Linked DNA regions of Homo sapiens: region 1 is linked to region 2. Evidence: chromatin contacts called from ENCODE Hi-C or POLR2A ChIA-PET data. All regions are on one chromosome and are shown on one strand. Each heading gives the region's core, a stretch centred on a gene start or an enhancer-like site at or near the end of the contact. The rest is flanking DNA. Distances are from core to core; before and after follow the strand shown.

Region 1 (5,326 bases), core at 196-2,695, 41 kb after region 2:
CCTCCCATCTCAGCCTCCCAAGTTGCTGGGACTACAGGCGTGTGCCATCATTCCTGGCTAATTTTTGTATTTTTTTTCTGTAGAGATGGAATTTTGGTATGTTGTCCAGGCTGGTCTCAAACTCTTGGTCTCAAGCAATCCACCCACCTTGGCCTTGGCCTCCTAAAGTGCTGGTATTACGGACATGAGTCACCATGTCTGGCAGAGTCTGGTTTTAAATGCAGAGATTTTCACCTCAAAGCCCAAACTCTTGAGTGCTTAATGTTTTACTGCCTTGATGGAGCTGCTGGGAAACGCACACAGACACGTACACTGCACACCATGAACCCCAAATCCTTAACACCATTAAAAAAACTCACATCCCCTTGCTTGTATGGGTTAAACATTAGTAAATTCTCATCCACAGGGTCCAAGGCCAATCTCTATGCACTTTGTTCAGGAACTTCCCCTCGCCTCTTATGCCCTACGAAACTCTGTGGGGTTCAATGGCAACTGACAACCCGGGCCAATGCACCTGCGCTTGAGAGCGGCCGCAAGTGCAGCTACAGCTAAGTGACCACTAGGTGGCACTACATGAAAATGGATATCACTTCCTGCCACAGGGACCTTTTCCACGCAGAGCTATGCTCTGGAATAAAACCCAGATTAGAAAGTAAATAAATAAAAGGAACAATATATATAAAATAAAAAATAAACATAAATATAATTATCAAATAATATTATACATCTGGAATTGAGAACAATTAAACAGAATCACATTTTCATGCCTTTTCTTCTCCAAGACCTCAAAGCACTGTGAGATGCTAGATTGTTTATATTCTGTTTTAACCTTTGTTGAATAGCTGATTTGTCAGCTATTTGTTAACATCTTTGTGGACTAAAATCAGTCTACAGATGATTCTAATTCAAAAAATAAAAGAGAAAAAAATGAGAGTGAGCCGATTGGCCAGGGGAAACGGACTTGGGTAGGAAGCGACCACAGAGAACCTTCAACCCTGAGATGGGACCGGGGAGGGGAGGACCCCAAGGGGCTGAGAGGCTCTGGTCCCGCAGCAGATGGGTCTGCAGGCCGAGTATTAACGAGCCCCAAGAGGACAGGTAGCAACAATGGTAGAAATTGCCACATGCTCAGTATTTCCCCCAAGTCTGGCCTCTGATAATTGCTTTACATAGATTAGCTTGCTTAATCCTCACTAACACCCTATGAGGTAGATTCTATCATCACCCTATCTGTTTTACAGATGAAGAAACTAGGACCATTTTTCTTATTTTTTTAATATATATAGATGAGGTCTCAACTATGTTGTCCAGGGTGGTCTTCAACTCCTGGCCTGAAGCAATCCTCCGGCCCTCAGCCTCCCAAAATGTTGGGATTACAGGTATGAGCACTGTACCTGGTCCAGGAAACTAGCAGCAGAATGGCTGTCACATGGTCAAAGTCAAACAATCGGCATGTGGTGATCCCTGGGTTGAGACCAGGTAATTTGATTCCAGAATGCTGGCTCACACTCCTGTGCTAGACTGTTGCCCCATGCGCTCTACTTTATTTTTTCTTTCACATGCTAACTTTCTTAAGTTGCTGAAAACTGTAATTACCAAAATTTAGGGGGTGTGTTCTCTCTCCTCATGATGCCATGAATATACTTAAAGCTTATCACTAGACTAAGACCCCCAGGAGACCCTCACTCCCTTATTTGCTCTGCCCAGCTCACACAATCCCCACCCCCTCCCCACCTCCCGACAGCTTCCATCCCAGCATGCTAATGTTTAGCTGGTCTTCACTGTTGTTTGATGTGCCATTGTTCTGTTCTCCCACTTCTCATGATGGGCTTCTGAATACCTCAAAGCACCTGGTCTAGAAATCTGCAAATACTAGGCAGACAAAAGACCACCTGATTTACCTGAACTCCAAATGGTAGTTATTACAAATGTGACAAAAGGGAAGGTAAATTGTTGTACAACTCACAACCAGTAGGAATGTATTACCTCTCCAAGGCTCTGTCTCTCCTGTTTGTCATCATAGCCCGAAGTGTAGAAAGGCTCATAGGTAATAAGATCTGGACGTTCAATGTCATAAATTGCCTTGACCTTCGGAATGGCTGCTAAATCCTTGTAATCCAGGATCTCATTGTCTACTTTTGCCTGGCAAAGTTAACCAGAAAGAACAATTACCTTGTAGTCTGACTGCTTTAGGAAACTGTAGTTGGCGCATTTCCTGTTGTTTAAAAAGTGAAGGCCTTAAAATAAACAAAAACCAAAACATCTTGCCTAACACAGTTATACTCTTCAGAAGTTGCCCTTTATACCATATATTAATCATGTTTTTTTAAAAAAGTCACTGAACGCTTAGGAAAAAATCTGTGTAGAATTCATGAAATAGATAAATGTGCAAACCTTAAGGATAATTTCCTGAATTTATGATAGTAAAGGAAAAAGCTCAAACAGATGGTCCAATAATCCTCTCAGATGGCTAAAAACAAGAACTGCATAATTAATAAACTAAATATTTAAATATCTTTGTGGTAGAATTTAGGAACACTCAGTATCAGCTTCATAAAATATATATTTAATCCCCAAATATCTATATGCAATTTAGGTGCAAGAATTTTTTTTTTTGAGACGGAGTCTTAGGTGCAAGAATTTTTTAAGTCCCGCAACATATTACTACATTTTACAGGTCGTCTGATCACTCTGTTGATGGTCACATAAATGTAATTACCTAAAGGTAAAAGTGATTGAGGAGACTGTTCTACAAAAATGAAAATCAGGTCTCATAACAAAAATAGAAATCACTTTGAATCAGTTTTTGTTTTGGATTACCCATTCTGCTATTACAATCCACTAATTTACCTGTCCCAGAAATGTCACTTCCAGAAGTAGATACTTACATAGATAGTATGACCTGGTGAGCCAGGAATACTGGAGCCTGGCCTAGAATAAATACTTTCCGAGGATGTCCTGGTAGGCTGTAAAATAAACAGTGACTTGTAAGACTTCGGACCCTGGCTTCAGAATCTAGACTGTCCTGGGCCCTTAAGCTTTACTAAAAACTCAGCTAGTGAAAAAAAGAAACACTTATCACCTTTTTGAATAAGGTAAAATACAACCTAGAAGGAAAGGTAAATGCAAACTAGTTGTACGATCCAGTTTTGAAAAGGCATGGGGAGGCCTTTCTCTGGCCCTTCCTGCTCCTTGTCCCCTACGAGAATTTCTGGTTTACCTTTGAGCACACCTCAAAGCTTCCCATTTCTCTCCCTCTCTACTGCCGTAGTCCCAGCCCCAGTCACCACCTCCATTCATCCAGATTATTGCAATGGCCTCCCTGTGAGTTTTCTGCCTTCTCCCCTCCCTTCTTCAAATCAAATCCACCTGGCAGGCAATGGATAGAGAGACCTTTTTTTTTTTTTTGAGACGGAGTCTCACTCTGTCGCCCAGGCTGGAGTGCAGTGGTGCGATCTTGGCTCACTGCAAGCTCCGCCTCCCAGGTTCACACTTTTCTCCTGCCTCAGCCTCCCGAGTAGCTAGAACTACAGGCACCTGCCACCATGCCCGGCTAATTTTTTGTATTTTTAGTAGAGACAGGGTTTCACCGTGTTAGCCAGGATGGTCTTGATCTCCTGACCTCGTGATCTGCCCGCCTCCACCTCCCCAAGTGCTGGGATTACAGGCGTGAGCCACCGCACTCAGCCGAGAGACCTTTCAAGAACATAATTTGGATGGTCACTACTCTGCTTTTGTCTCCAGCATTGATATAGTTTGGCTGTGTCTCCACCCACGTTTCACCTTGAATTGTAATAATCCCCACGTGTCAAGGATAGGTCCAGGTGGAGATAATTGAATCATGGGGCAGTTTCCCCCATACTATTCTTGTGATAGTGAATAAGTCTCACGAGACTGATGATTTTATAAATGGGAGTTTCCCTGCACAAGCTCTCTTGCCTGCCACCACGTAAGACATGACTTTGTTTCTTATTTGCCTTCTGCCATGATTGTGAGGCCTCCCCAGCCATGTGGAACTGGAGTCCATTAAGCCACTTTCCTTTATAAATTACCCAGTCTTGGGTATATGTCTACTAGCGGCATGAGAACAGACCTAACAGAAGCATCCATTCAGAATAAAATCACAACAACCAGGGCCTCAGGATTCTATCCCTGCCTTCCCCTCCTACCTCGTCTCTCACCTGTCATCACTCACAGAACACAGCGCACAAAGCTGCCTCGGAGTTCTCATCCTCGCTTACTGCTCCCTCTGCCTGAAATGCCCTAGCTCCCAATTTTACTTGGATGATTCTCTTCCTTCAGTCTTGGCTTAAATATCACCTCCTCAGAGAGGACCTCCCTGATTCAATCCAGAGTTGGTTCCCCATGTTGTTTTCTCTCATAGTGTCATTCTTTTTTCCTTCATGAGTAAAATGTGTAATTATATATTTATTGTTTTCCTTGCATCGTGTCTGTCTCCCTCATTAACTTTAGTCATGCTCTCTGCCCTCATAGAGTTTATTTTTTAACCACTGTCTATACCCAATGCTTTCCACAGGTACACAGAAGGCACAAATCCTAGTTGAGGGAATGAGCTAGAATTTATTACTTGTAAACAAATACTTAGTTTGCAGACACTTGACTTATGTTAATTACACGATTTGAGCCTAACTATATAGAGAGTCACTGAGGTAAGGCTGGTGGGTCGGCCTTTGGGAAGGATGAAAGAAACTGGACTTCATAGTATATACCTGAAGAACGTGGAGAGTGAGAGGTGGTTATGTGAGCAGGAAGGAAACTTATGAACTAGGATCAGCTGCCTCCTGCTTCTGTTTAACATATTCTGGAAAGCTCTGCAGAGAAAACTCAAGGCCTCATTTTGGAACACTTCCTCCCCTCTGTTGCAGCCATTTCCTAAAGAGAGTAACTTATAGTTCTACAATAGGAATAAGACCTTGCCTTCTCAGTAGTTTCTATTGGTGTTTAATACCTTGAATGTGGGCACCACTGAGCCAAAGAAACTCCTTCAGACAAGGGTGTTGTCTCACTATGCTGTTCACAGTTGAAGCAATGAAGGCAAACATATCTGGCCAATTCAGGTCAGGCAGTGATTTGACTCATTGCTGGAAGACTGTGATCAGTCTTTTTCAGCCAATGCCCCTGGTATCTTTGAGATGCTAGGGTGGAAGTGGCTGGGAGAAATCACACCACACCCAGGTGGAGGTGCACCAGGTGCATCACTTCTGGGCCTCCTCCCCAGGACCTGCCGTGCACAAGCGCTTTCCTGCTAGAGTTATACCAATCACAGGCATATCTCAATATGAGAAAATTCTACCTCTGAGTATGT
Region 2 (5,406 bases), core at 1,231-3,730:
TATTCCTCTTTTATGGACATGGAAATTGAGGCTTAGAGAAGTTAAACAATTTGTTAGTTATACAGATAGCTATTGGTGGAGCTGAAACTCGAACCCAGGCAGCCTGATGCTATACCCTGCACTCGGCTGCTGAGTAATACTTCTGGTTATTATTACTACTAATTAGCACATCTTCAGGGGATCTCTATCTTAGACTATGCTTGGGTGGAGAGAGTGCTGTTGTTGAAGTATGTAAAAGAGGTCGTGGGATTATTTTAATCCTGGAGTATTTATATAAAGACTAGAAGGAGAATCCATGAGGAAGGCCCTGTGAACACAAACAAAATGACTAGAGGGAGGGGTAAAAAGCCCAGAGTGAAAACTAATTCATTCTCAAATGATTATTTAAAATAATACTAGTCCTTATTCAACCACCTAAGTGCTCACGTGCTATAATTTGGCAACAGTCTTTTGATGGATATTATTATCTTGTCCATTCTGCAGATGAACAAATTGAGGCTGAAGAGAGGCTAAACGGGCTCCAAGACACACAGACAGTGAGTAACCCCCAAACTGTTCATAAATGCGCCTTGGTGGTAGTGTTGGGGCTCATGGCCACACTGAAGGGCGCTGGCCGGTCTCACACTAAGAACCCATTCTGTGCAGTGTGCCCTGGGAGATTCAGAATGTGGGACACAGTCCTTGCCCTAAGAAAGTCACAGGGAATGGGATGTGGAGGATAACAGCATGGGATCTGAAAAGGGCAGACCTGGAGAATTCTAGCTCTGCTGCTCACTGGCTGAGTGATTGGGCATGTTTGATTAGACTCTGAGCTTTGGTTTCCTACCTGTATAGTGGAGCTACAATTGTCTACTTTGAAAGGCTCTCACGAGCAATATAGTTATGCCAAGCTAGGGTGCCTGGCGCTCAGCACAGAGATCTCACTACAGTTCAACTGAAGAGCAGAAACCCACGCAGCTAGCAGTTCGAGGCAACACTTGCTAAGTACCGACCTTGAGGTTCAACTAGAGGCATGCAAAGAATTACATGCAGATTGGGCTGGGCCCATTAAGACAGGCTCATAGAGAGGGTGTGAACTTGGACTTGTCTTTAATTTGGAACAAATGGAGCCCATGGGAAATTCACATGGGTAACTCCAAAGAGCTGATGGGTAGCTGTTTTTAAAGAGTCAACATTGATCATTACTTCCTTTCCCTGGGGCCAGGTCCTCTCTGCTCCACCACCTCCTTGAAGAGTTGAGCATCGTAAAGAAGAAATACCTTTGATAAAGCTGCCTGGGAGGGAGCAAGCATGGTATGTCCTGGGAACTTGCAGTGGTTTGGCAAGATCTGAAGGCAGGGTACTGGGGGAGAGGCAGCTGAGCAGTGGGTGAGGCGAGATCCTTCCACTCCCAGCAAAGGCAGTGTGAGATTCGCTGACTAAAGTCTAGCAACTGAAGTGAGGCACGGGTCAACTTCCATTGGAGAGGTGGCCACCAGAGCCAAATCCCACAGAGAGTTCATAAGGACTGGAGATGACCCCTAGCTATGGTAATTATGGACCACAGCAGGGATGCTTTCCCACGGGTGGAGGCAGAGATGAGCAGAACACAGACCTTGAGCTGAGGTCTCCCGGCCTGTTTTCCATGGTGGTGAACTAAAGATGCCAACTGTCTTGAAAACAACCTGCATCCCGCTTCCAGGGGAGGGTCATGTGAATGCCAGTGTGACTGGGTCTTGGGTAGTCTCAGCAGACACAGAGCAGAAGGAAGGCTATCGTTGGAGTGGGCCATCTTGGACATAGATCCTTGTACTTTCTGGCAAGCCTAAAATCTTGGCAGTGATGATAACAAGGAAGTTAACATCTACAATTTCTTCATGTAAAGTTTGATCATGCAGGGGATGCCCAAAATTGGAAGGATGCTTTTCTCCTACTGCATTCTAGCTTCTTACTAAAAAGTGGCCCACACTCATAGTGGCTCAGAAGCTTCAAACCTCCTCAAATCCCCAGCTTTGTCGAAATGATGGGACTATCCCTGCTGTGTCACAAACCAAATCAAACACCTATGACACAGCACAGTGTAATGGCTCTACTAAACATTTCTTTCCTTTGGACAGCTTGGTCAATATGGTCTGGGTTATTGGACACACAGTCCTGGAATATCCTGCTGTTATTTGCTGCATTTTTCCACCTGCATGATAAAAATGTATTCCCACAGCCTTGGGTTCATTCTGATTTTGTTTTGATTATTGGAAGTTGCGTTGGTGCTTTTTAAAATGAGATAGACCTTCAAAGGGAGCCAGGGAACGAGAAATGAAACACAGGTATGGAGGCATCTACGAATAAAGCACACAACTTTATTCACGAAGTTGTGAGTATGACAGTGATGCAGAGTATATGACAAAGGAGTGCAGTGAGTGCTGCTGGCAACAGGAGCGGGGAGCAGGTAGGGATCACAGGCACAGCAGCGCGGAGCCGGCAGGGCCACCTCCTCCTCTACACACAAGCATGTGGCACTTAGCGCGCCAACACACACCTGCTCAGTTTCACAGGGAACACGACACAGCTTTTCAAAAGGAATTCTTCTAAACATTTGCTTTCATATTTCCAAAAGGGGAGGGAGGGCAGGAAGAACCACACACCTTCCAACATTTGAAAAAATTCCATAAACCCAACTTAAAATCAAAGAACTCAGAGAGCTTCAATGCGGAGTCATCAGCAACTCGCAGGAACCACACACATGATTGGACAAGTCTGTACATAAAACCCCAAAAGAACATCAGTTTTGTGGACAATGGTTTCCTCTGCTGTAAAGAAACGTATGCATATATGATCAGTAAGCAGCTCACATCTTTCTGAATGTCAAGGTCTACAGGATTGTCTCTGTCCACCTTTGGTCAATGGGTTCAGGAAGTGACTCATGGGAACTGCACTCTTAGGAGAAACACTTTTGGGAATAATTTTATTGAATAACAACCACCACTCAATTACACTAAGCTTCAGAAATTGTTGGATTTGTTTAATTTTGCTGTGTACCTATACATTGTTTAGAAAGTTTCTTTTGGCTTAAACTGACCATTTCCCCCCTTCTTTTTGAGTTTTCCATGATTAAACTTGCCCAAATAAAAACATAACAATCCATATGCAAAGCATATCTGCCACCACCTCCCACTGCTTCCTGGGCCGCAAACAGAAAAATAAACAGTGATTAAAAAAAAATGCCAAAGTGAAGGTTTCTCTTTCTTCTATCACAACATAGTTGGGTAGTTCCCTTAAAGTACATCATTGCTATAAGTTGGTATCACTGCAAATCTCAAGTCCCAAATAATCTCTTTTTCTGGATAGAAAGTTATTCAAAAGGGAGCACAAAAGAGCAAGCTTTGGGGCATACTGACAAACACTTCATTGGTTAGAAGAGAATAATTGTAAAAATCAAATAAAATTGAGGCTGGCATAGGAAGTACAGATTAAATACAGGTTAAATAGCTACCAGAAACACAGAAGAGGTGGTTAATAAAAACTGAGATTGCTTCAGAGGACACAGGAGGGTTGATGAGACAGTCTATTTTCCTTCCACCATCTTCCATGAGAGTCAGGAAAAGGGTTCTGTGAGCACCCAACCTGGAGCGGTCACCTGTCTCTTCCATACACAGGAGGATGCTAAGACCCAGTTAGCTTTAAATGGTTTTTAGAAAGACTTACCTAGTCAAAAGTGGTTAATTTGAACTTTTCAAACTTGCAAAAGCATATACATTTGATATCATCATCTGAGAAGCAATTCTTAGAAAAAAATGTTTGCTTCAATGTCTAAAGAAATCCAGTGAAAGTTTTAGAAACATTGCCAGCTAGACGTCTCCGAGTTAGAGTTGATTGATATACTGGATTGGGATGGAGAGGATGAGAACTGAAAAAGAACTGCTCCAGCCTCTGCCTCAGAAGAGGAAACTCAGCTTGGAGATGACAGAATTGGGTAGCGGAGTAGATGCTAGAGCCCATGACAGATAGAAAACTACCCCCATTTAAAAAAAAACAACAACTCATTAACTCTATCTCTTTGAGGTTTTGGAGAACAGGAAGTTTATGTGAAGTTATTGAACACGTCATATTAAGAACATTTCATAACTAACCCCAAACCAAAATGTAGATGCATAGCTAGCTGTGCAAGTTTCCCAATGCTCTTCCTATCTCCTAATAAGTCACACAGAAAGACTATGTGATAGCCTGGATTTTCTTGAAGAAATTTTAAAAGAACTGATTTTCCTATCATCATTGAGGCCCCTTTTACTTCATGCCATCATTATGCACTTAAGAGTCCCAAGGAAGTCAAATGTTCCCAAATGTAGCCCTTTACATCGGCACCAGGGAAGCCTGCCATATATACAATCCCCTTCCTAGGGTGAACAAGCTCCACCAGTTTGAGTGTGTTAATAACTGGAATTTTCATGTATAGTACAGGGTAGGGTAAAAGCAGACCAATAGCCATCTTGTGTGCTGTGACCAGGATGGACATTTTGAGGACAAGCATGCTGAGCCCAGTTTAACTAAATGTGCAGGCATTCTAGCCCACACATTCAATCTGGCAGTTAGCAGGAACCAGGTTGCCCCACAACCCATCCCTCCAGCTGGAGCCTTTTGCTGGGAAATGGAGTAGGGGGCCCACTCTGCATTATGGTTTCCAATGACCCCTCCCCAGAGCAGAGCACTACTCTGCTTGCAGATAGGAGGCTACTGGTGCTTTCTGGCAATGCATTTCTGCAAGGTGCAGTTTAAATGAACTCATATGGTACTTGATATGGAAAGAAGCTTTTTTTCTTCTCAAGTTGGATGCAGAACTGAGTTTAAAAGATACAAGGAAAGCAGGGTTTCATTAGTGGGAGCTGATTTAGGGTTCAGTTCTTTATCACTGCAATCTTAGGCAGGCCCCTTAACTCCTAGTCTCTATAAAATAAGGAAGGGGGTTGTCCCAGTTTTCAGTCTAATGTCCCCATTCTATGACAGACCCATGTCTTCTTTATGTAGACCAAGGAAGAGGAATTTTAGCAAAACTACCTGATTATGCCCATGTTTCCCAAATACCTTGATTTTTCTTATATTGACATTTCATCTGCACATGTCTGGGTGATAATTCATTAATCAATGTAAAACGTAGGGACCCTTTATTAGCTCCATAATGAAAAAAATCTCTCCACCAGCCAAGTGCTGGGACCCAGGTGGCCACCATTGTTATTGACAGGTAAGGAAGCACTGGAAATGCACCATCCTCTCCATCCCCACACTTTCCAGAGTAAAGCAAGGATGAGGACACCCAGGCATTGTGCCAAGGCTGCCATTGCAGGAGGGCACAGAGAGAGGATGGGATAGAAAAAGCATGGAATAAGCAAGAAGCCACTGAGACACCAAAGGCTAAACTGCAAACTGCAGTGTGGC

The links. A loop is a pair of places that touch in the nucleus more often than their neighbours do. ChIA-PET counts read pairs that join two places held with the same protein, here RNA polymerase II (POLR2A).
Region 1: a loop to region 2 is called in a map of astrocyte of the cerebellum, with 4 times the contacts of the local background. The contact joins two enhancer-like sites. A Hi-C loop is called at or near these places in 2 of 168 maps with a recorded cell type or tissue (astrocyte of the cerebellum and endothelial cell of hepatic sinusoid). POLR2A ChIA-PET finds 5 or more read pairs at or near these places in 4 of 52 experiments (CD8-positive, alpha-beta T cell, GM10248, OCI-LY7 and 1 more).

Annotation. Positions count from the first base shown.
Region 1 is chr10:114,470,991-114,476,316 of GRCh38, forward strand. It overlaps ABLIM1 (actin binding LIM protein 1), which reads right to left. Exons shown (of 23, transcript NM_002313.7): 9 at 2,889-2,966; 10 at 1,987-2,142. Among named protein-coding and RNA genes, the nearest start is that of AFAP1L2, 69 kb to the left of the region's middle. Within about 2 kb of position 1,446, at least 8 of the 41 ENCODE cell types and tissues checked have a DNase peak (open chromatin) inside an H3K27ac peak, as active enhancers do.
Region 2 is chr10:114,428,796-114,434,201 of GRCh38, forward strand. It overlaps ABLIM1 (actin binding LIM protein 1), which reads right to left. Exons shown (of 23, transcript NM_002313.7): 23 at 2,317-5,406. Among named protein-coding and RNA genes, the nearest start is that of AFAP1L2, 27 kb to the left of the region's middle. Within about 2 kb of position 2,481, at least 2 of the 41 ENCODE cell types and tissues checked have a DNase peak (open chromatin) inside an H3K27ac peak, as active enhancers do.